2 separate regions of the Homo sapiens genome follow, and region 1 is linked to region 2. Evidence: chromatin loops called from intact Hi-C (ENCODE). Cell type or tissue: heart right ventricle. All regions are shown on one strand. Each heading gives the region's core, and the rest is flanking DNA. Links, peaks and the distances in the headings are about the cores only.

What was found. Peaks named below come from ENCODE experiments on the same cell type or tissue, not always from the same donor. Only the 100,000 strongest peaks of a DNase experiment are listed, where the experiment ranks them.
Region 1: a loop joins it to region 2, with 2.2 times the contacts of the local background. A loop is called at or near these places in 4 of 110 quality-filtered maps.

Annotation. Positions count from the first base shown.
Region 1 is chr5:114,179,229-114,191,639 of GRCh38, forward strand. It overlaps a transcript of KCNN2 not described here. Among named protein-coding and RNA genes, the nearest start is that of KCNN2, 180 kb to the right of the region's middle. In heart right ventricle, for the core only: no CTCF peak of the experiment used is centred there; a DNase peak (open chromatin) is centred at 6,233; H3K27ac peaks cover 1,593 bases.
Region 2 is chr5:114,309,888-114,322,298 of GRCh38, forward strand. It overlaps a transcript of KCNN2 not described here. Among named protein-coding and RNA genes, the nearest start is that of KCNN2, 46 kb to the right of the region's middle. In heart right ventricle, for the core only: a CTCF peak has its summit at 6,464 (motif pointing left); no DNase peak of the experiment used is centred there; H3K27ac peaks cover 2,328 bases.

The DNA.
Region 1 (12,411 bases), core at 1,365-9,364, 130 kb before region 2:
TGCAGTCATCTCAAGGCTTACAGAGCTACAAAATTTATTTGTAAGCTCACTCAAGTGATTGTTGTCACACCTCTGTTCATGCTGGCTTTGGCTGGAGGCTTCAGTTCCTTTCCACATGTGCTTCTCCGTAGGGCTGATCACAGCCTGGGAGCTTGCTTTCCCCAGAGTGATATAAGAGAAAGAAAGGAGAGAACAAGAGTACCTCCACTTTTCCTCCTCATTGTGCTTTCAATCAAAGGTTATTATCTCCATTTAGAAAGTAGAGGCACAGGGTCAAGAACAAGCCTAAGGTCACTGAGCCAGTCAGTAGGTAAAGAGCCCATGCTCCTTTCATTATACTCTCCTTTTCTTATCTTGGGAAACTTCCCTGTCTACTTTTAGACAGTGTTTGGACTTCTGAAAGAAAATGTCAAACTTTTTTTTTTCTAAAGCTTTCTTTGGTTTATTTTTACCTCTCCAGGCACAATCATCACTCCCACAGCAACACTAGCCACCCATTTCCTCACAGTAGAGCGTTTAAAACCTTAAAATAAGACTCAGCCATATAGTAGTTTTTAAATTTTTCGTCTTAATTAAACACATTTTTGAAATCAAATACCGCATTCTCACACCGTGATAGAGACTATGCAAAGAATAGAAAGTATGGATATTATCTTCAAGAAGCTTAAAATATTTAGAGAAATAAAACACAAGAAACATTTACAGCCACTTATCTTTATTTTATTAATCCTAGATTTTTCCCCCTTTGCTTCAACCTATTAAATGTATTTTTAAAGAAAATTGAACATGACTTCTATAGGTCAAGGGATATTGGCCATATGTCTTTTCCCTGAAGCACGAGGGTGGGTGCACTCTGTGGACAAATATAACAAGACAAAACGGATTATAAGTTAAACGTTCAATAATGAGTGGTAAGACAGTTTGAGTTGACAAATTCTTCATACTTGGGCTATGGTTCCTACCTCCAAAATCCATATAGACATTTTTTTTTCTTTGAATCTCAATTTGAGCTCGTGATCTTCTCTACCCAGAACTTCAGTCACTACTACCGAGTCTCATTTTGTACACAACTGAAATTACTGTATTTAAGACTTGTTTTATACCCTTATTGTCACAATTACAGTTAGCAATACATTTCAGACAATATTTATAACCCTAACAATTATATTCTTCCTTAAATTTCTTGCCTCTGTGTTTATAGTTAACACTATAAAAGTGCTGAATTTTGAGGGCTTTGCTTTTAATCAACTTCTTGTGTTATTTTAATAATACTTTTAAAAGAAAAATATAAGAATTCTAATCTTTTAAATAAAAGCCATTCTATGCAAAAATACTTTTTATTATCTATTATTATATTAATGTCAAAGAATAATTTGGCTATCTATACATATATATGTATGTAGATACTGGCATACCTTGTTTAATTGCCACTTGCTTTATGAGCTTTGTAGATACTGCAACTGAGGGTTTGTGACAATTCTGTGTCAAACCACCCAAACCCCTAATACAATACAGACTATAGCCATCACTGCAAAAAGTTCCCTCAGCCCCCTTCCTAGTCAACTTTCTCACAAACTCCTCAGAGACAACCACTGATCTGATTTTGTCTTACTATTTCTGCCTGTTCTAGAACTTCATATCAAATGGGTCATACAATTATCTACTCTTTTGTATAATGCTTCTTTCATTCAGCATAATGTTTTTAAGATTCAGACATATGTTGTTACATGTATGAGTAGTTGGTTCTTTTTTATTCTTAAGTAGTATTTCATCATGTATATTTATGTTTATCTAATTTCTTATTAAGAGCTACCTTGGCTGTTTCCATTTTGGTTTTTGTGAATAAAGTTGTTATGAATACTCTCATGCAAGTATTTTTGTGGACATGTGCTTTCTTTTCTCTTAAGTACCTAGTACTGAAATTGCTTGGTCATAGGGTAGATGTAGGTTTAGTTTTCCAGAAAATGCCAACCATTTTTCCAAAGTGGTTGCATCATTTTTATGAGAGTTCAAGTGATCTACTTTCTTGCCAGTGTTTGTTCTCGTGAGTCTTTAATTTTAGCCATTCTGTTTTGTATGTGTAGTATCACCTTGTGGTTTTAATGTGCATTTCACTGATGGATAAATATATTGAATAGTTTTTAATGTGCTTATTGGCAATGCATATGTCTTACTTTGTGAAGTGTTTTCAAATACTTTGCTGTTATTTTTTGGATTGGTTATATTCTCATTACTGAATTATGAGTTCTTTCACATTCTGGACAGCAGATATTTGCCCATTAATTTCTCCTTGTATTGAATATGTGGGTATTCATTTTCCTAATGATATATTTTTTAGTCAAAGTTTTAAATTTTAATAAAGTCTAATTTATCAATTTTTTTATTTTGTGATTGTTGTTTTCTGTTTCCTGTGTTGCAAAGGTACTCTTTTATGTTTGCTTCGAAATATTTTTATAATTTTGGCTCTTATGTTTAGATCTATGTCCATGTCAAATTAATTTTTGTGGGCAGGGTGTGGTGTCTCACGCCTGTAATCCCAGCACTTTGGGAGGCTGAGGTGGGCAGATCACCTGAGGTCAGGAGTTCGAGACCAGCCTGGCCATGGTGAAACCCCGTCTCTACTAAAAATACAAAAATTAGCCCAGCGTTGTGGCGCACGCCTGTAGTCCCAACTACTAGGGAGGCCAAGGCAGGAGGGTCACTTGAACCCGGGAGGTGGAGATTGCAGTGAGCAGAGATCAAACCACTGCACTTCAGCCTGGGCAACAGAGGGAGAAGCTGTGTCAAAAAAAAAAATTAATTTTTGTGTATGTAAGGTGTGGGTTAGATTTGATATTTTTAAAAATATGGATATCCATTTATTTCAGGACTCTTTACTGAAAACTCTTTTCTTCCTGCATTAAATTACTTTGGATTCATTGCAGAAACTCAAATGACTTTAGAATTATCAATCTACTTCTGAGTTCTCTACTTTGATCTAGTAGAAACTTCTGAGTTTCTCTACTTCTTTGTTTCATTGATCTAGTTGTTGATCCTGCCTGCTGATATGTCTTTATTACTCTAGCTTTATAGTAAGCCTGAAAATTAGGTAGTGTAAGTCCTTGAACCTTATCTTTTAAAATGTGGATATGAGATGTATTTTTTTCATATTTCCATATAAAATTCAGAATCATGTCTTCAGTTTCACAAAAATAACTGAAAATTATCATGGGGATTTCATTGACTTCATAGAGAGGTAATTACATCTTAACAATATTGAGCCTTCCAACCACTAACATTATATATTTTTTCATGTATTTATGGTTACCTGAATTTCTTTCAGCCATCTTTGGTGGTTTTTAGTATAGAGGATTTTTGTGATCTCTCCTAAACCTATTTCTAAATATTGTATGTGTTTTTGCACAATTGTAAGTAGAACTATTTTTCTAATTTCATATTCCAACTGTTAGCTGCAAATATGTAACAATACAACTTATTTTTATATATTAGCCTTGTATCTTCCAAATTTGCTAAATTCATCAATTGGTTTCTAGTTTTTATATTCTATAGATTTTTCTATGTGAACAATTATATCATTTGCATATAGTGATAGTTTTACTTCTTTATTTCTGTTTGCTTGCATTTCATTATTTTTTCTTATTTTATTGCAATGGCTACAATTTCAGCACAATGTTGAATAGAAGTTTTGAGAGTGAATATCATTACCTTTTTTCACAACATAGGGGAAAGCATTAATATGTCATCATTAAATAAAATGTTAGCTGTAGATTTTTTATAGATGTCTTAATCAGATTGAGGAGAGGAACTTACTTTCTGTTCCTGGCTTGTCGAGAGGATTTTATTTTTAATCATGAACAGATGCTGAATTTGGTAAAATATTTTTATTCATCTATTGAAATGATCATGAAGCTTTTATTCTTTATAATCTTAATAGAGTGAATCACATTGATTTATTTTTAAGTGTTACATCCATCTGGCATTTCTGGAATAAACCTCACTTGGCATGAAATCTTATCATTTTTATGTATGCTAATATCTTAAAGACTTTTTCTTCCTAAGTTCATGACTGTCATTGGTCCATAGTTTTCTTTTTGGAATAAATTTGTCATTTTTTAATATTGGGATTATGCTGCCTTCATAAACTGTTTGGAAATTTTTCCCACTTTCCTGTTTTATGAGAATATGTGTAAGATTATTGTTGTTACTTTTAAAAATATTTGAGAAAATTCTTGAAAAACTATCTTAGCATAGAGTTTATTCTGTGGAAAAGTTTTAAACTCTGAATTCAATTTCTTGATAGATATACAAATAGATTCTCTGCTTCATCTTTTGTCACTGTTAGTAAGTTGTATATTTGAAGAATCTGTCCATTTCATGTAAGTGTTGAATTTGCAGTGTAAAATTATTCATAATATACTCTTATTATCTAGTTATTTTCTGTAGGATCTGTATTTATATAAGTCCTTTCAGTTCTGATGTTGGTAATTGTTGTACTCTCCTTTTTTTTTTTCTTTTTAACTTGATCAGACTAGTTAGGGATTCAGAATTTTGTTGATCTTTTCCAATAACCAACCTTTAGGGCTTTAAGCTTTTTCTGTTTGCTTGTTTTCTGTTTTATTATTTTTTTCTGATTGTTGCTGTTTTCTGTTTTCTATCTATTTTGAATTTGCTTTGCTCATCTTTTTATAGGTTCTAAAGGTGGAAAATCAGGACATTGAGTTTAATAATTAAATCCTAGAAAATTAAAATAAAATGCTGAAAGATATATGCCTTGATAATGCAAGAGTTAGAATGTGAACATAGGTCTAATAGCTTTTAGTCCAGTGTTCTTTGCACTGAATCATATTGCCCACTTCCTCTTCCCTATTCTTTTCTACAGCATTTTAAGTTACTTAGATGTTTAAGTTTGTTCCAAGTACTGTGAAAGGCGAAGAGCACACTTTACTAATTACAAAGGACTCAGTATCATAGTGTTCTCAAAACATGCCTAGCTGATAAATCAGTGCTGCAAGTGATTAGGACTGCCCTACAGCACTGGAAATGCTTTTACTGGTGGGGAATTCTAAAGTGATTCTATAACTTAAAATCTAAAAATATTATCAGATTGGCAGCAAGGTTGATAAATTCCTGGCAGTGTTGGGGAAATAAAGTGACTTAAATCAAAATATCATAAAAAGATATGTAGAAAGAAAAATGGAGCTAAAAGATGTTGAGATTGCAAATTCTGCAGTAATTAACAAGCATTATGCCATCTCTTCATAATTATTCAGAAAAGTTTGTCATGCTTATTATGAGTTATACTTTATAATTATAGGATGGCCTTTTGCTATGACATTTTCATCAAATTTGCCTGTGGCTTTAGTGTTAAGAATGCTGGATTATATTTAAAAATATATGCTGATATTTTAAAGATTAAGTCAGAATAACAAACTAGTGAGGTTATAGTGATTCTTTTTTATTTTAGGATTAAATGAGATAAACGATGCAAAATGCTTACCACTCTCCTGCCACAATGTAGGCACTCAAGGAATGTTAGTTAATTGCCCCCTTTCGCTTACCATGTAAACAATATTTCTGAGGTTTCAGATTATCCCTAATACAACTCCTTTTGGACTTAGTTTTATAATAGGTACAGTATCACTAAGTACAAATTTATTCTGTTTTTGTAACATGTCTGTGTATCATTTAAAGCGTAATCATTTTAGCTGTCTTGTTTACAACAAATAAGTTTTAATTATAAGTAGCCATAAATCTACACAATTCTAGCAAGGCTGTTTTTGGTGTTTAAATGAAGTGCTGCAATGTAAGCCTTTATTTCAGGTTTTAGAAAAATTCTTGGTTGTTGATGAATAGTGGAGCTTTTAACCCTTATGAGAAAGTTGCAATGTCCTCTAGGTGATTCTGAAGTTAAAAAAGGTTAAAAGGAAAGAGAGGAAAAGTGTAGAACTAGGAGTAAGTAGAACTCAGTTCAAGGCCTGCTCTGCCATTATCTAGATGTATATGTTTTACTGCAAATTATTTTACCTTTCCTGTATTTCCTCTTGCAAAATCAATTTAAGCATAATTATCAGATCTAAGAATATACCCATCCTTACATGTCAGTGTCATTATAGACAACATGAAAATCTTGAAACGTAAGACAGTAATGAGACAGCCAGATGGGAGGGGTTCCCTGGAGAAACTCCAACCAGCCTGCCCACTGAGGCGGAGCCTCAGGAAGTTCATGACATTTGCAGCAGGGAGGAGCCCGGCCTCTCCTTTTCCTGTGTGGAACGTGGGATTCAAATGGCTGGCAGGAAGCGCTCTAGCAGGGAACTCTGGCCTTGTGGAGGATCCCTGTTTTCCCTATCTTTTTCCTTCTCACCCAATAAAACCCTGCTGTACTCACCCTTTAAACCATCTGCGAGCCTAAATTTCCATGGCCGTGGGACAGACAAGAACCCCGTCTTTAGCTGAACTAAGGAAAATTCCTGTAACAGTAATTGATACGTAGAGAAATGAAAGTTGCATTTTATCTGCCAACAAAATTTGCATGATTGCTCAGAATTCAAGGAATTTGACTAATGACAAGGAGGAGCCTTGTCATTAGGACAATCTTATGAAATGCTCATCAGCTGGTTTGGTTAAAACGTTGGTTGTATCTGGTTGAAAACTATTGTTTTGGAAACAGGCTGAAATATAATGATCATTGGATTGAAGAGACAGTGGGAATTTTGGTTTGTGTGTGATAGTTTAGATGATCTCTGCAGCTGAGACCTTAATTTTTAAAGCAGAATATGTGTACTCTGATTTATGTTGTTCATTTCTCTGCATCTTTCATGTTTCATGTTATTGATTATTCAGTTCCTGGCAAATGTAAGTTTCTTTCCTCTTTCCTTAGAGGAATTGTGAAATGTGTGCAATCTTAAATGTTATTTCTCAGTGGAAAATTACACTTTATTTCTGTGACCAGTATACTAAATAAGTACATATTTGTAAACATTTTTTGGCTCAGAATTTGGTGTCATTAGATAGCCCTGTTAATTTGGGTATAGTATGGCAATCCCCGTAAATCTAGATGTAAAATTGTTGAATCATATTTGAAAGTACTTAGGTATTTTCTTATATTAGCTCATCAGAAATTGGAATAAAAAGCTGGGAAAAGGTCCCAAAACCCAGAGTAACTGATAGAAAAATGAGGTGCCATTTTCTGGTCAATTTGTGGAAGTAAGGTATTAAATAAATCATTGATATTCCACACATACCAGAGGCTGAATAAAACAGAACTAATAAATTATTTAATAAGGCTGAGCTCAAAAACAAAAGAATGAAATAATCCCAAATACAAGAATTAATTCAAAATGAGGAAGGTGCCTATGTGCTGAAGTTAGGAGTTTATAAGGATAATCATATTGGTCTTAACTGTTACTATAAACTTTATGATAACAGTTTTGACAGCATAAGTGAAATGGACCATTTATTTGGAAATTATACGTGATAAAAATGGACTTAAGAAGAAATAAACAATAACTTCCAAAGATTAGTAATCAGTTACCATTTTAGCTCCTTGATCATGACACCAGGCTCAGGTGGTATTCAGGAAGATGTTAAATACCCTTCAAAGGAGAGAGGATACATATTTTGTATAAACTGTTAGAAAGAAGATAAAGCTACCCAGCCATTTTTATAAGGCCAATATAACCTTAACACCAAATTTGATGGAATACAGAGATAAAAATCACGAGATAATCTCCCTATGAACATGGTAAAGAAGTCATAAATATAATGTTGGTACATCCACCCCATAAATGGTTCAAATTAAATATATTATCATTAATTAAGGTTTACTTTAGAAACGTAAGAGTGATATAACATTAGAAAAATCTATTAATTTGGTCAGTTTTTAATATTCATAGTTATTAATTTTATCCTAAATGACTGGTTAAGTATTCTAGGTGAGAGACAGATTTGTTATTTGTTACCTTATATTAAATAAGTGCATTGCACCACCCCCACCCCACTTTTGCTGCAGGCCTTACTCCTGGGATGACACAGTTAAAACTAGACGGAAAAAATCTCCTACATGAGTAAACTGACACACTATAGGCAAGAGGTGGAAAACAATAGATGTTCTCCTTTTATTGGTGGGAGAGAGATAATCATCCCTTTTCCTTCCTGAAAGGAGAGAAAAATATTTTTACTCATTTGATGGAAAGTATCCTAGATTCCTGGCCTAACCTTTTGGAATATAAATATCTTTCCAAGGGCTATTAATATGTAAATAGATGGTATCTCTGGCTTTTTTTTTTTTTTTTTGAGCGGAAGTCTTACTCTGTCACCTAGGCTGGAGTGCAGTGGTGCAATCTCAGCTCACTGCAAGCTCCGCCTCCCGGGTTCAAGGGATTCTCCTGCCTCAGCCTCCTGAGTAGCTGGGACTACAGGCACCCACCACTGCACCCGGCTAATTTTTTTATATTTTTAGGGGAGATGGGTTTTCACCATGTTAGCCAGGATGGTCTCAATCTCCTGACCTCGAGATCCACCCGCCTCGGCCTCCCAAAGTGCTAGGTTGACAGGCATGAGCCACCATGCCCGGCCCCCTTTTTTTTCTTTTTTTTTTTTTTTGAGATGGAGTTTGCTCTTGTTGCCCAGGCTGGAGTGCAGTGGCGCAATCTCGGCTCACTGCAACCTCCGCCTCCTGGGTTCAAGCAAGTCTCCTGCCTCAGCCTCCCCAGTAGCTGGGATTACAGGTACTCACCACCACACCCAGCTAATTTTGTATTTTTAGTAGAGATGGGTTTCTCCATGTTGGTCAGGCTGGTCTTGAACTCCCGGCCTCAGGTGGTCCACCCACCTCGGCCTACCAAAGTGCTGGGATTACAGGCGTGAGCCACTGAGCCCGGCCGTCTCTGGCTTTTAAGACCCAGAGATATCTTCAAGTTTTGGACTTCATACCATTTGAAATGTAAATACTTCAGGAGATAGCACTCCAACCTTCCTGGCACTTTAGGGTTTTAACCTAGCTACCTAATCCTGGCTGTAACTATTTGGGCCTCTTGAGGAGGTAAGAGAAATTTTATTACTCTTTCAGATCAAAACAATTCACTAGACACCTAGAGAGATGGCCACACATTCATTTCTCATTGCATAGTTCCAAGGGCAGTGAAGACAGATATTATCTGTATAATATATATGTTTCTGTGTCTCAAAAAGCTAGGGCATTGATAATAAGCCAGTATGAAAATATTAATAGAAGTCTTAGGCAATGCAAAAAAGATAAAAATTATGAAAATACGTAAGATATTTTTTAAAAAGAGGCAAACCTGCTATCATCAGGAGTCTAAACAAAGTGTACAGAACATTCCGAGTTCATACAAATAAATTGTTAAGACTAATAAAAAAATTCAGCAAGCTTTTTGAATGCAAGATTCATATATAAAACTTGGCAGAATTCTTATGCAATAACTAATTAAAAATGAAATGGTAAGATAAAATCTTTTTCATAATAGTGCCAAAACTATAAATTGGGGAAAAAATGTATAGAAATTGTACAAGTTCATCATGTTGAAAATTATTATATGAAAAAATATAAAGAAGACTAAAAAAGGAGGTGGTGGGGTATACAACCTGTTCCTGGAGGAGAAATCAGTACTGTAAAATCTGTTTTTCTCAAATCTATGAACTCAGTGCATTTCTGATTCAGATCCCTTGGGAGTTTTTGGCAATTTGAAAAGTTGATTCCAAACATTATATGAAAAATGAAGGTTCAAGGAATTGAGGAAAATTTTAAGGCAAGGAAAAACTTGCTCTATTAGAAATCAGGAAGTGATACAAAGTTGAATCTTTGGGACAGTGTAGTGTTGGTGATTAGAAAAACATATACTAATAACGGCTGTACTAGGTTCTTCAGAGAAATAGAACCAATAGTGTGTGTGTGTGTGTGTGTGTATGTGTGTGTGTGTGTAAAGATTTATTATAAGAAATTAGCTTACATGATTGTGGAGACTGAGAAGTCCCAGGATCTGCAGTCTGCCAGGCAGAGACCCAGGAGAGTCAATGGTACAAACCCAGTCTGTGTACAAAGGCCTGAGAACAAGGAGAGCTGATGGAGTAAGTTCCAGTTTGAGCACAGGAGGGGATTGATGTCCCAGTTAAAACAGGCAGAAGGAGTTCCCTCTTAGTAAGCCTGTTCTATTTAGATTTTTAATTGATTGGATTGAGGCCACCCACATTAGGGAGGACAATCTGCTTACCAATTAAATGTTGATCTTGTCCAAAAACAGCTTCACAGACATACCCTGTCAAACAGAATAATGTTTGACCAAATGCCTGGGCACCCTGTTGTCCAATCAAATTAACACATAAATACATAAAAGTAACCATCAGAAAAACTAACTCGTATGTTTTACTTACTATATATCAGGCACTATTCCAAGCACTTTGTGTATGTTAGTGTGTTTAATTCTCACAGCATCCTATGAAATAGGTATGATTTTATCTCCAATTTATAAATAAAATGAAGCCACAGTGAAATTAAGAACTTAAACGTCTATAGTAGTATAGAACAGAGAATCCAGAAAGATACGCACACATACATGGGATCTTGGAATGTGATAAAAATAGCATTGCCAGTCAGTAGGGGATAAAGTGGTGTTGGGACAATTGCTTATCCATATTAAAAGTCAGTGTTTTACCTCATAGCACACACCAAAATAAATTCCAGATGAATTAAAGATCTCAAAGTGAAAAGCAAAAGTTCAAAAGTTAACAAAAGAAAAATAAAATGTAGAAGAATATCTTTATAACATCACAGCATGGAAGGAATTCTTTAAAACAAGATGAAAAAATAAAAAATTGATAATTTGGCTTCATCAAAATATAAAATATTTGTAGCTACCACACCTTAAATGTTTATTAGGCTCCTGTTCCCTGCCAAGCATTGCTAATCACTTCGACATATCAAGTCAGTTAATCCTCACAAAACAAGCTGAAGATGTGCATACCTTGTTACCCAGCCATTCTGCTTCTAGGTAGATACGTTAGAGAAATGCTTGCATATCTGCACTGCTCTTGTGCTTACAATAACCAAAAATAGAAAGCAACCTAAATTTACCAACAGGAATCAAATTAATGAGTAGATAAATAAGGGGATCTGCATATAATGGAATATTATACATATTTAAAATTACTAAATAATCTACCTGACTCAGCGTAGATATAGCCCCCAAAATAATGAGTTAAAGAAAGCAAGTTGTAGAGCCATATATAGGGTGTAATGCCATTTATTTACATTCATAAGCACAAAAACTAGTATATTGTTTATGAATATGTACATTTTTAAAAGGGTAGGAATATGAAAGAACATTTTAAACAATATATAGTATCTACATAGAACCCACTGTATTCTGTATCTACAATATATGGTATCTATTGTATCTTTAGTATATTGTTTTCTAAATGAGACTAAACATTAAATTTTAATGTTTGTGAATTCTGGATTATGTGTGCATGGATTTAAAAAATATATCAGTATGTTATTTCACTTATAGTTTGAAGTGTTTAATAATAATTGAAATAAGAGAAAAACATTTGTACCGAAGACCAAGAGTGGAATAGCTATGGTACTTCTAAATGCTTGTAGTGATTTTTATTAGATATTGATTGGGGAACGGTTATAGGTTAAGAAGCTGTAATTCTTTATAGCTCCCTTCGACACTCTTGGAACCTAAGGTTATTGACTCTCAAAGTGGACTATTAGACTATTTTTAGGATGAGATTACAAAGCTGAGAACACAGTCCTTGTGAGATTACAGAATGGAGTAGAAATGCTCAAATACATCCATGGTGATGATCCTTGATTCTTTGAGTATGAATATGTCAAAACATAGATGTAAAGAACTTAGAATACCGGCCACACTATAAATTGTATGAATTATTTGTAAATGTGAACTTTATTTTTCACTGGTGTATATAAGGTATAAAGTTTTCATAAGCTTTTGAAGATCAAAAGTGAGAAGCATTTAGAAACTACTGTTAGAGATGTTTTACCTTTCTGCCTGCAGCAATCTGTTGTTTCAGAGGCATTTATTCTTTCACCCAGAGCATTCCCATATCTTATTTATGCTTCAGTGTCTGCCTGCAATAACTGAAGAACCTAAGCACCTAAAAATAAAAAATTATTTATGTAACTCTTCTCTGATGCCCTCCTGTTGCAACTCTGTAGTTTTTGACAAGAGCCATTCACAAGTAAGAGGTCTCCTTGCAACCAGAAGGAAGCTTGTATGTAGCATAAGGCATGTGGGAAGAAGTGGTTCGTTTAAGTAATAAAAAAATTATAATTTAAGTCATAAACATTTACAAATCAAACAGAGATGGGGCTATGGATGATCTGTGTTTAGCATTGGGCCAGTACAGCAGTCATAGCACTGGAAT
Region 2 (12,411 bases), core at 2,407-10,406:
TGGATTTTGAAAGACGAAAATAGAGGTGGAATGGCAACAGGTGGAGAGAACAACTCTGCTGTCCTTCAGGTTTCAACCCAAATGCAGTTTATTTCACAAAAGACTTTCCTTACTCCTCTCAAGTTGCAGGACCTAACCCTTCTTAAAACTTTTTGTGCCTCTTCTCTAGCACATACAATTTACTGTCATAGGTTATTGTTCCATGCATATCATAGTGCAAATTTTACAAATTCATATTCTCTTCACCTTGTGAGATTCTTTTTCACCAGTGAAATCCTTCTTTCCACCTCTTGCCAAAGTGCCCTTCTGTGTTTGCATACCAACACAAGAGAGAAAGAAGAGAGAGAGGGAGAGACCACGAGAGAGATGGAGCCACCATGATGCACAGAAACCACAGTGCTCCCGCCCCAGTACTCCACATGGTTAATGGAGTGACCAACACAAACACAAGGCTGCCTTTCAGAGATGCCTTTGTGAAAGAGCAGGTTAGCAGTGCAGAAGTAATACATTTAATTTCCTTTTCTCTATTGAAAAAAATTAAACACATTAAAGTGAGGACCAGATAAACTAAAAGTATCTGATACTTGAATAATAAACACAGGATAGCTCAATATTTGTAGAATGTGTCATTTTCTTAGAAACACAGTTCTGGGGGACTGTGCAGGATCCCCACTGAAGTACTCCAAAGGTTAATTTTTTTTCAAATGACCATTTTTAAAATATGTTCAGAGAAAACTGGGAACTTATGAACAGAGAGATAGGACATAGGAACTGTGACTGTATTAGACAGGAATATTTCGTAATTTATAAGTTCTTAGGAAGGTGACACTTGGTATGAAAATGGCCAGATAAAATTGCACTTTCCTGTGTATTAAGCACAGTTGGAAGCTGAGGGCAAAGTGGGCCATATGAAATGGGAGTCTGTTCAATTCTGTTCCATGTGTCTAGTAAAATGTTCTGTTTTTAAAAAGCAAAACTCATTTCCCTTTCTCTGGGAGCGAGTGTGTACCAGGAAATGAGGTACAGCACTATCTAAGGTACAATATATCATGATGATTTGAGTTTATTCATCAAAGTCTACCCTCTTTTGCTGCCTCTTGACAGTTTCCTGCCTCATACAAGCCTAGAAATGGACAATTTCTGGTGGGAGAATCTAGTTTTCTGCAAATTTGGGCAGTGACTTGGTGAGATAAGCTTATATTAACATGAAACCTAAGTGAACTTTGTTTAAGCTGACCTTGCGTCTCTTTGCATCAAGCATGTATATATATATTTTTAATATTAGGTGTTGGTAAATTTCCTCCTAAAAAGATAATGGCACTGGCTCAAAGTGACTTAGTCCAGACATATTTCTCATATTTGAAGAAAGAGGTAAAAATGTAAATAAAATAGTCTTTCATTTACTGTCTCATTTGTGTTGATGAAGCTACTCTTTAGATTCTGGAAATTAAAGTGATTCTACTAGCAATGACTACTTTATAAAATAAGAAGCTCAATAGTTTAGTAGCCACAACCATGGATGTGGAACCTATTCAGCAAACGGCTGCATTTGGCGACTTCCCCTTGGCAGAGTCTTTTTCCTTTATAGTTGGATGAAATTATAATTCTCCTTTTAAAAAATGTATTTTCACTGTTTTTGGCAGGCTCCCTCTCTCTCAGAAAATTATTCTCATGTCATCTCTTTCTACTTTGTGCCTTGCATTGATCTGAAGATTTCTCTTTTCAGTTGCTTTGGTTTTATCAAGCTTTTTGTGCAGGCTACCTAGCACAGAGCTAGGTGCCATTTACCTAGCCATTTACTAGATGCTCAGTTTATTACTGTTGTAACTAATAAGGTCTTTCTGCATAGATTAGAGATGAATCTTTGGTTTCAATTTCAGTACATTCAATTTGGGTTTTCAAGTTCTTGCTTTGCCACCTTCTGTATTTGAAAGATTGGACCAGTTACAATTTCTCTGAGCCTCAGTTCCTCATCTATAAATGAGAAAACTCATGCTATCTCATGTGGCGCCATGAGGCCTAATAAAATGAGGAATGCAATAATGCTTTGGATTCTGAAAGTGCAGTACACACAGTAGCTATTAATATGGAAAGAAAATCCAAACCTCACTATGAATTATTTACCTGTTATCCACTTCTTTTCATATCAGTGAATCAGGGATCTACCTCTAGTGAGTGGATAGAATGAATGGAAAGAAAGCTCTTAGAAGACATGGTAAGAGAAATCTCTCTGGCTTTCAGAGCCTCCTGGTGAGTAGGGCCATTGTAATGCTAATTCACAAGAGGGGTGCTGCCCCAGCTCTCTTCTTGCTTCTTGGCGTGAGTTTTTGGAACAATCTCTTTTCTTCCTGCTGCTGGCTTTTTGAACAGGCTGTCCAGGCATTTTCAATTTGGCAACCAATGCAATAAATTACTTCTTAAAATAACTCAAATCACTTGATTTGGCTTGCCCCTAAGACATTTCTCCTTTGATTCATCCTGTGAAATAAAAAAGGAGATACACACACACACACACACACACACACACACACACACACACACACACACATATATATATATATATATATATATATATATATATATATATATGGATCCAGCCTAGTCCATCTTCTCTTGTACAAACCCCCATATGGTCAAGAACCCAAGTGTTGCCCTTTTCCAGAACAGTTTACTCTGCCCAAAATTCTTAGCAGTAATGTCTAAGCCCTTCTAAGTGTTGAATGCAACCCCTGGAAAATTTGTATTTGCAGAGGTATGTAAGCTATCCTTGTGTAAATTCCTCTAGGGGTTAAGCCCTAATGATTGTGGAAGAAATAAAATGGAAAAATCAGATATAACTGGAGAGGATTGCACTTGACATAATTTCCTAGCAACCTCCCAGTTTTCAAGGCAATGTTTATTTTATGTGCTGCCTTTCAAAGTGATGCCTTTAATGTTATTGCTATGTAACATGGCTAATTTTCTCAGTAACATATGTAGCCCAAGGAAGATCTGTGATAAGACTGGAAAACACAAGTTGTCAGTAATTGCACAGTGCCTAGTTAATTACATTTTAAGCTAGAAACACGTTTTTCTCATTTGCTGTATTGCTGTTATATTTATAAGCTACCCTGCCTCTCTGGAACCTTGTTTTGATCTCTGTAGAAAAAGGAATATTAGTCTGAGTCTCTGTTATGTTTTCCCTTTGTTTTTGTTCATTTGGCTCCCACTTACATGGCTCCTGTACTGTACATTTAGCTTCATCATTCAGACATTTATTCTGAAAGCCATAGATTTTTCATTTTCCTGTTTCCATCTGCTGGAACATTGAAGATTGTCACCTCCTTCAAATTAAAGTAGACCTTCTCATTCACAAGGGAATCTTCCCAAGGTCTTCAAGAATCCTCAGTTATTAACTTCAAGGAACATTTAATTCCCCCCTCCACACAACAGTTAACTATAGCTGAAAATTTTAATTGAACTCTTCAGACCCTTAATAATTCTAGATGTACAAGCTTAAGTCATTTGTATGTATATAGCTACAGAAACAAAGCCAGCAACTAAAATAAGCTCAATCCTGTATTACATTATATTCTTTTGCTAGTAACTTAAATCAGCAAAACTGCTACAGTGATGATAAAAAGGTGCTGACGTGTGGACAAAGATGAAGATGAAGATGAAATGTACTCACAGAAGCACGAAGTTTGGTCACAGCAGTTCACTCAGGAAGGTGACCCTGAGATCTGGGCCAATCTACAAGATATCCAAGGAGATGTTCTGCCTTCAGCCTCTTTAGACTATAAATCATCTTTTTCCTTCTTGGATAAGCACATTTGCAAAAGGCATCTTCCCTTTAATATATGTCTGTTTCCTCTCTTTAACTCTGAAGACAGGCTTTTGCAGCTAAGTGGTTCTCTCCTATTAATTTCATAGCATGGAATACTTCCTAAAGTTTACTCATGGAAAAGGTCAGTGTAATTCATAAGAATCAGTCTCAAAGTCTCACTGGTTGCTTCATGAAATGTTTTTACGGGCTTTTTGCTTCTTCTAAAATCACTTTTTAGTTAAACAGTGTTTTTTTGTTGTTATTGACAAAACCAAATAACTACTTAATCAACTTCGATGAACGTTTCTTTTTCGGTTTGATCAACAGCTTTGGCACAGGGAGTAGCACTCACTAAAATGATTTCGTGGATCACTTTTCTTGTTTCTACAGTTTTTGTGTAGCTGTTCATGTTGTATAGGACATGAACAAAATGAGGTGGGAGCCGCCTCCTAACAACTTTTCAATAAAATTAATAGACTTTATTTTTAGAGCAATTTTAGGTTACTAAAAAGTTGAGCAGAAAATACACACAGAGTTCCTATATATCACTTCCCCCCTGCATAGTTTCGCTATTAACACCTTGCACTGGTGTGGAACATTTGTTTCAATTGATGAACTGATATTGATGCACTTTTGTTAACTAAAGTCCATATTGTGTGTTAGGGTTCTCTCTTTGTGTTGCACTGTTCTATGGCTTTTAACAAATATGTAATGTCATATATTTACCATTGCAGTGTCATACAGTTTTTCTACCCTAAAAATGTCCCATGTTTTACCTATTCCTCTTTTCCCCACCCTTAAACCCTGGCAACCTCTGATCTTTTTAATCCTCTCTATATTTTTGCCATTTCTCATATAACTTTTCACTTTAAAAATTTTTTACTTTCTGGCTGAGAAGCATGCCTTTTACTTATGTTATTTTCCCTTCATTTTCCTCACTGAACTAGCAGAAGATTTTCTTTTCAGAAAGAATATAAATTTTACCACCAAAAAGTTATTGTACAGGCAGCCAAAGTGTAGAATAATAATAGCCAGCCTGAAGTGTAGTTGTTTAGAGATAACCCAGGCCCACTCACTTGCCAAGTGACTCCTTCTTGCACATTACACTTTGAAGCATAAGATTCAAACTAATTCATTTACAAAACAATAAATTGCTACATGGCATGGACCTTAAGGTGCTCTTGAGGACCCTCTAAACATGAGGGTTAAATCCACAAATGCCAAAATGAACTAAAACCAGTATATTTGAGCATGTCACTGAGGCTAGTTCCTCTAACAAGAACACAGAGGTTTGATTGCTGCCTCCTCATCCACAGCTGAGCTTGATTCATAGGCTACTAAATCAACAGGATCTGATGGTAATGGTGACTCCAACCTAGGTTTCTTATATTGGGAGCAAACAGGAACCAGAATCTGTGCTTCACTGCTCTCAACCATCCTTGTCCCAGGAAGACTTGAGCACCTTCCATTCTTCTGTTCTTCTGTGGCCTTGTATGTTGTGTTGTGGGTTATGTTTCTCATAAACTATTATACCTGGTGAATTCAATTAATTCAAGCAACATTCTCACCAGTTACAGGTACTTAATAGTTTGGGTTCTTTGGATATATCTGGGCAAATATAGGGCTCGTATTTATTTTATAGAGATACCAAAGAGACAAGTGTAATGCCTAGCATGGAACACACTAAAATAAGCAGGTTTAGAGTGTACCACCCATGGAAGGCAGAAACTGTGTGTGTGTGTGTGTGTGTGTGTGTGTGTGTGTGTGTGTGTGTATATATATATAAAACTTCTGTTTTAAAAGTGGACTATTCTTATTATTTGTGATTCATGTTCATATTTTATTACTTATTTTAGTGGTTTTAAAATAAATTTACTATATTTTCACATTTCACAAAATCACTAACATTGATTACATATAGGCATAGTTGTCATCTCCCATTACAGAAAATTCAGAGAACTATCCAGATTTCTTTATTTTGTTGGATTTGTTGGATTTGGGTTAGTCAAATATTTTGCTTATTGAAATGATGTGTTTATTGAAATAGAGTAACCCTGTTAACATACTTTTTAAAGGTTATATCAAGAAATATGTAATAGAAACAGATAAAAAGCACTTTGGAGTTCTCTGGGTCCTTGATAGAGAAGCCTTTCTGTGGAGTGACCTTATTGGAACATTCAAATCCTAGAAGCAGAGTTACCTAAGATATGCTGAGATATAGAGTAGGGAAGCTGTTAGGAATCAGATATTGTCCTGAGGATGGGAGTTGGAAGGAGGCAAAAAAAACCATTTGGTCTGGGCCTTGTATTTACCAAGGAACCTCAAATTGAGAGACTATCTTGAAATAAGTTTACTCATGCAGCAATAAGAAACACAGCACTGAAAGATATTCATCACACACGCATATAGTGTGTGTGTTGTAACCTGTTTTAGCATATCTTCCATCTATCAGGAGCCCCTAAATTAAATTGCCAGGAGCTCTTCTGACTTATAGGAGATGCAGCATGGTACCTTATAAAATTAATAGGTGTGGATTGTTATAAATTTATTTTTAGTAATAATTTTTCCCATGACATCCTGTACAGAGTCCCAAAATATAAGACAAATAGAAGCAAAACTATTCTCTTAGAATCAAAGGTCACTGGAGCCCCCTCCTGGCCCCTGAGCTTGTAGCTAAGATACATCTGAGGAAACTTAAGACTTCAGAAAACAAGATTTTGAAACCGCTAGACTAGCTTAACGCCCTTGATTTACAGATACCAACGTGTAGGCTCAAAGAAGTTAGGTATTGTACTCAACATTGCCCAGCTGGGGAGAAGCAGACCCGCAGATACACAATTGTTGGGTACTTTTCCAGCAGTAGGAATTGCTGAATAATAGTTTCACTTTGATCCTGTGTTATTCTGGATTCAGAAACCCAGAGTTCTCAGGAATAATGGTGTATGAAAAGCTGTTAACATGGTCCCCAAAATAAATGCATATGAAAAATGTAACCCAATCAGTCATATTACAAAACCATATCTCTAAATCATTAATACATATCGCTATCTAGTCCAGCCATGATTTAAAACACGCTCTAATGCAGTTATAATATTAAGGCATATATGTGTGTGTATGGACTCAGGTCTGGCCATCTGTACTCATCTGTGAATATAAGTATAGTCAGTCATACCTGAGTCCACATGCACAAGAAAAAGGCAAGGAAAGGAACAGTCCAGGGTGTTCTTTGAAAACTGCAGTCATTTGGTAAATGATTATGGAATAAATTCCAAACCTTGAGCTCATGCTAAGGCCCTTTGAGATCAGCAAGTGCTTTCCAGAAGGGGCTTTTCAGCAGAGTGACATCCTTGCAGCTTTTTCCCAGATTTTTTTTTCACTTCCTTCAATTCCTTCATCTCTCTTCCTAGTGAACTTCTACTGGCCCTATGCTATTACTATAACTTTCTGCTTTTGAGCCATGGCCCCTTGAGATCTTGGAAAAATAAAAAGAAAATAGAGCCTTGTCTGGACTATAGAGATTTGGAAGCTTATTGATCCAATTTTTTTTTTTTTCAGGAAGCCAGCTTTGTAATGTCTCAAGCCTATCTTAAGGAAATACACTTTTTTACAAAGCTTATATCGTCGGACCTGCAGTGTCTTGTTGGCTTGCCTTTTCTAATTCACTTTTAGTTTAGGCAACCCCTCACAAGGTAACTTTGACTTCAGAGATCCCAGCTTCTTAATCAAAATATCTGAAATCGCTCATGCCAATTATATTATTCATTGTTTAAAGTGTGCAATGATAGCAAAAATCATCCATTCTTTCTTAGACTATACTTGTTGATCTCAAATCTGTTTTATCTGGAAATTAACCTCTTTCTGACTTACATTTTTTGGGGGACTTTCTGATCCCATTCCCTCCTCTGTTTTTGGCTGTAGCTTTCTCATGGTGGTGTTGACCATTCTGAAGAGTCCTGCACCTCCATGAGTTATGTGCTACAGAAAGTCTTAGAGTGAGGAGGAATTTTGGAAGTAGATCCTATGTCACAGGAGAACTCAGGTGACAATTCAGAGCAAAGAGATGAAATACCAGTAGAAATAAAAGTAGCTTACACATTAGCCATTATGCTAAATTCTACAATACTCACATATTTAGCAAAATGGGCATGTTTCTTAGCGACTGCCTGCCGCAGGCAACGTGCCTGCCCATCTTCACGGCAGCACAAGTATGACTATGAAATGAGTTGTAAAGCACTGAAGAGATAAGAGATAAGGGACTGGGAGGGGGCAGGGATAATGAGCAAACGAAAGCAACAGATCAACAGTACACGTGGATGTTTATTATGGTGTACTAGAAGGATAAGTCCATTCACATTCCCTGTGTTTTTTTGTTCCATCTCTGCACTATACTGATTGTCTGCTCTTTACCTGACACTGTCCTACTCATCTCCTGTCTGCTCTTCAGTTGGACTCATTATATTTCTACTTTCTGGAGATGCTTATTAGTTTAGTTTCCTTTTTGCTTAGGCAGGATAATGCTGTGTTTTAAGGAAAAGGCAATACAGTTTAAAGACAGGTTCTCTAAGTGCCCTACCTTCAGATTTTACCCATACTTTATTTTGGAATATTATCAAATCCTTATTACCATTGTCAAATCCTTATTACCACTCATTGTTGTTTGTTTGATGTTCTCATCAAAAATATTTTTTTCCTAGTAAAATCTGAAGGATGGCCACTTACATACGTATTAATAGAGTATATATCTTGTTTAAGGTATGTATTTATAACCCCAGATCTGAAAAAGTTGAAACTTCTGATAATGTATGAACTGTAGCTATATTGTACTATATTATACCACTATATATAATCATACACTTATCATAACAATGATAATATCATAATGTAATTTTGTATTATATAAGAATACATAATTGTATATGATAATTCATATATAATTATTATGTATAATTTATTATACCATATTATTGTTCACAGGCTGGCAGGCACTGTAATTACATTCTTTCTGTAATCTAGATTTACTCAGGGTTCACTGACTAAATTTATACACTGTGGGTATAAATCATAGTTACAGTTTAGATTCTCTTCCTTCATAAATGTTCTTCCATAATCCTTGGATTATGCTTCTGGGAAATCTTGTTTCCTATATAAGCATGTATTATGTTCATATTTTGATTGTGTTCCTTTTAATTATTCTCACTGAACTATTTCAGTATTACAGCTGAAAAAGACATTGGAGAGTGGTGATTGAACTGTGGGTAAACTGAGGCTCAAAGATACTGAGTGAGACATCAGCCATGCCACTCTGCGATTTTATCATTCATTCTTCTTTCTTCTGTGCCCCCAACGTACACAGACCTCTGTATAAATCCTGAGGCTAAGGGGTATATTCAGGAATATACTCATTCCCACCCAGAGACTGAGTGATTACCAAGAATAGGGGAGACAAAATAGATTAAGGATGGCCTTCATATTCTGAGCGGGAAAGCAGCTAAGTCCACTGGCCCCTTCTTACAGTCAGTTTCCCACCACTGGTCTTATCTGCACACTGAGGTTCTTCCAGCCCTCTCCATTGCTGTGTCTACCCTGAATCTCCCTGCAGGGAGGCTTCTTAAGGGGATGAGCTGTTTCCCTGAAGAGCCCTATGAAGACAGAGAAAGCAGAAGCTACACAGGTATATCTCCGTGCAGTTCATACCCAGCCTTTGGTACTGCCTTTCTGTCATCAGTTGGCTGTTTGCCTCAGCACAGTGGAAATTCATCATAGAAATGAACTCTGTCATATATAGCAATTTAGAATACAGCCTGAAGCTCAGAGTGATAAAGGAGGATGGTTTTATGCCCATAAATATATTTAAAGCTGAGGTGAGTTGCTACTAGAAAATCATTGTTTTATATGTAAATCTCTACTCCTTTGCCATGGTTATTATAAATAAATCTTTATATATTCAGGCAAAAGTCTGACTTAAGTTGCACATCCAGGTTAATCTGAATGTAATATAACACAATTGCTCCTCGCTTCTAAATCAAACACTGTAAGATATAATGCTTGATAATGTTTCATTATTATGCCAAAATGTCAAATTTTTCTCTTTTATTAAGGTAAGTTCAAATCAAAGATGCTTTGTCCCATCACATGCTGTCTCATTCTATAATATTTTTATGTGCTAATTGTGACTCATATAATCTGCTTACAGAAACTCTCCATTTTCTTCCTGGTTGTTAGTCAAAGGAAGGAATCCAGTGTTTCCTTTGATACAGAGCTCTGAGAAAGACTTCTATTTTCAGTTGTCTGTTTCACTTCCTTGAAGCTCATGGGAATTGTGGACAAAATGTTTACCCATTGTTACTCCACCATCTTTTTTTAAAATGGAAATTTTAACACATAAATAGAAACAGATCCCCTTCTTCATATCCCCAAACATGAATGAGTAATCATAAAACAGGAAAAGATTCGAGTACAGTCATATAACTGATGTATTAAATGGGTGAATTTCATAGAGTAAAATCAACATACCCTGTCCTTCCTTGGGTCTGGATGTTATCACAGCCATGTCCCAGACCTTTTTTTGGTTCTACAGGGTATTAGATTAGTGAGGGTTAAAAAAAAATTTTAGTCCAATTTAAAGAAAACATTCATCCAGGCCGGGTGCTGTGCCTCACGCCTGTAATCCCAGCACTTTGGGAGGCTGAGGCGGGCGGATCATGAGGTCAGGAGATCAAGACCATCCTGGCTAACATGGTGAAACACCGTCTCTACTAAAAAATACAAAAAATTAGCCAGGCCTGATGGTGGGTACCTGTAGTCCTAGCTACTCGGGAGGCTGAGGCAGGAGAATGGCGTGAACCCGGGAGGTGGAGCTGGCAGTGAGCCGAGATCGCGCCACTGCACTCCAGCCTGGGTGACACAGCGAGACTCTGTCTCAAAAAAAAAAAAAAAATGTTCATCCAATCCCAAGCCCCTCCCTCTCCACCAGATCTGGCCCAACTAGTGATCCCACAAGCAGGTTTGGAGGGGTAGGGTGCATGGTTTGTTCCTCTCCATCCTTCATGTATCTTCTTCTCCATTCATTCCAGAGAAAGCATAAGGATAGAGATAGTGACAGGTAAAAGAATAGTGTTGTTTGTTTGTTTGTTTTTAGTTGATGCTATCTTTTTCAGTTCTTTTAACTGTCAAGTATCCTGTCATGGAAATCATTGAAATGTTAGCTTTTTCATGAGGTTCAAGAGGAAATACCCCATCCACAGATCTCTGATGTCCCCACATTGCACAGATCTCTGATGGAATGCGAAAGGCTCCAGCTGAGCCCTTAGAATCCTCCCATGCTCCTGCTGTCCCTGTGGGTAGAAAGAAAAGTAGCTTACACATTAGCCATTTCACTCAATTCTACAATTGTTTCCCACGTCTTTGCATAGAGAGGTCCTTTTAGGATGCCTTTGAACCCAGGTACCTTCTTAGCATTGAGTTGATTGCTGGGGAAGTCTTGCTTTTCCAAACCATAGAAGTACAATTTACCCCCATTGTTCTTCTCTCTCCTTACCTTATATTGAGGGTTTGTTCTACTCAATTTTTCACCTTAATCTTCTCTATATAAGGAGTCTTGTGTTCATGTGTGCCCCCAAACTCCAAGACTCCCAAGCTCTGCTAAGAACTCTTTAGTGCCCTTCATCTTCTGGTAGCAGCATGGGGCAGGTCTACATGTTTCTAAAAGCTCAGGAACTGTGGTGCAGGTTGGGGGTTGAAGGATATACAGATCTCCTCATCTGGAATACAACTCTTTTGTCTATAAGTAGCTCTCTTGGAGCCCCCTCACTTGACTTGGTGGCAGGAAATGAAAGCACAGGGAAGGAAGGGTAAATTCCAATGTTCTCAACCATGAAAAATCCTTCATTGTTTCCTCTTTGTAATGGACCTCTTGCCATCTCTTACATCAGTTCTCAGGTATAATGTTCACTGGATTTGTTTTTTTTTTTTGTTGTTGTTTGTTTGTTTGTTTTGAGAGGGGGTCTTTGTTCTGTCCCCCAGGCTGGAGTGCAATGGCATGATCTCAGCTCACTGCATCCTCTGCCTCCTGGGCTCAAGTGATTCTCCTGCCTCAGCCTCCTGAGTAGCTGGGATTACAGGCACGTGCCACCATGCCCGGCTAATTTTTATATTTTTAGTAGAGACGGGGTTTCACCATGTTGGTGACCTCAGGTGATCTGCCTGCCTCGGCCTCCCAAAGTGCTGGGATTATAAGTATGAGTCACCACACCTGGCCGTCACTGGATATTTCACAGAAGCTGTGAAGATGTATTTAGCTTCTGTCTTCAGAATGTGGTAGAATTTATTACCCAGTTTCCTCAGCTTAGAAGTTTTCAATAACATTCTAAGACAACTGGAAGTTCTCTCCAATATTCTGTTACAATAAAACTCACAATTAAGCTGCAAATAACATGAAGACACCAGTTTAAATTTTCCATTTCTTGGGTGTATTTCAAAATTAGTTTATTTGTAGAATCTACTGTAGTAAGTTCCTCAACCAGAAAATGACAGAATGTTGGGGCTTAAAGAGACATTAAAATTCTTCTAGACCAACCATTTCATTTATTGGAAGACAAATAATGTCT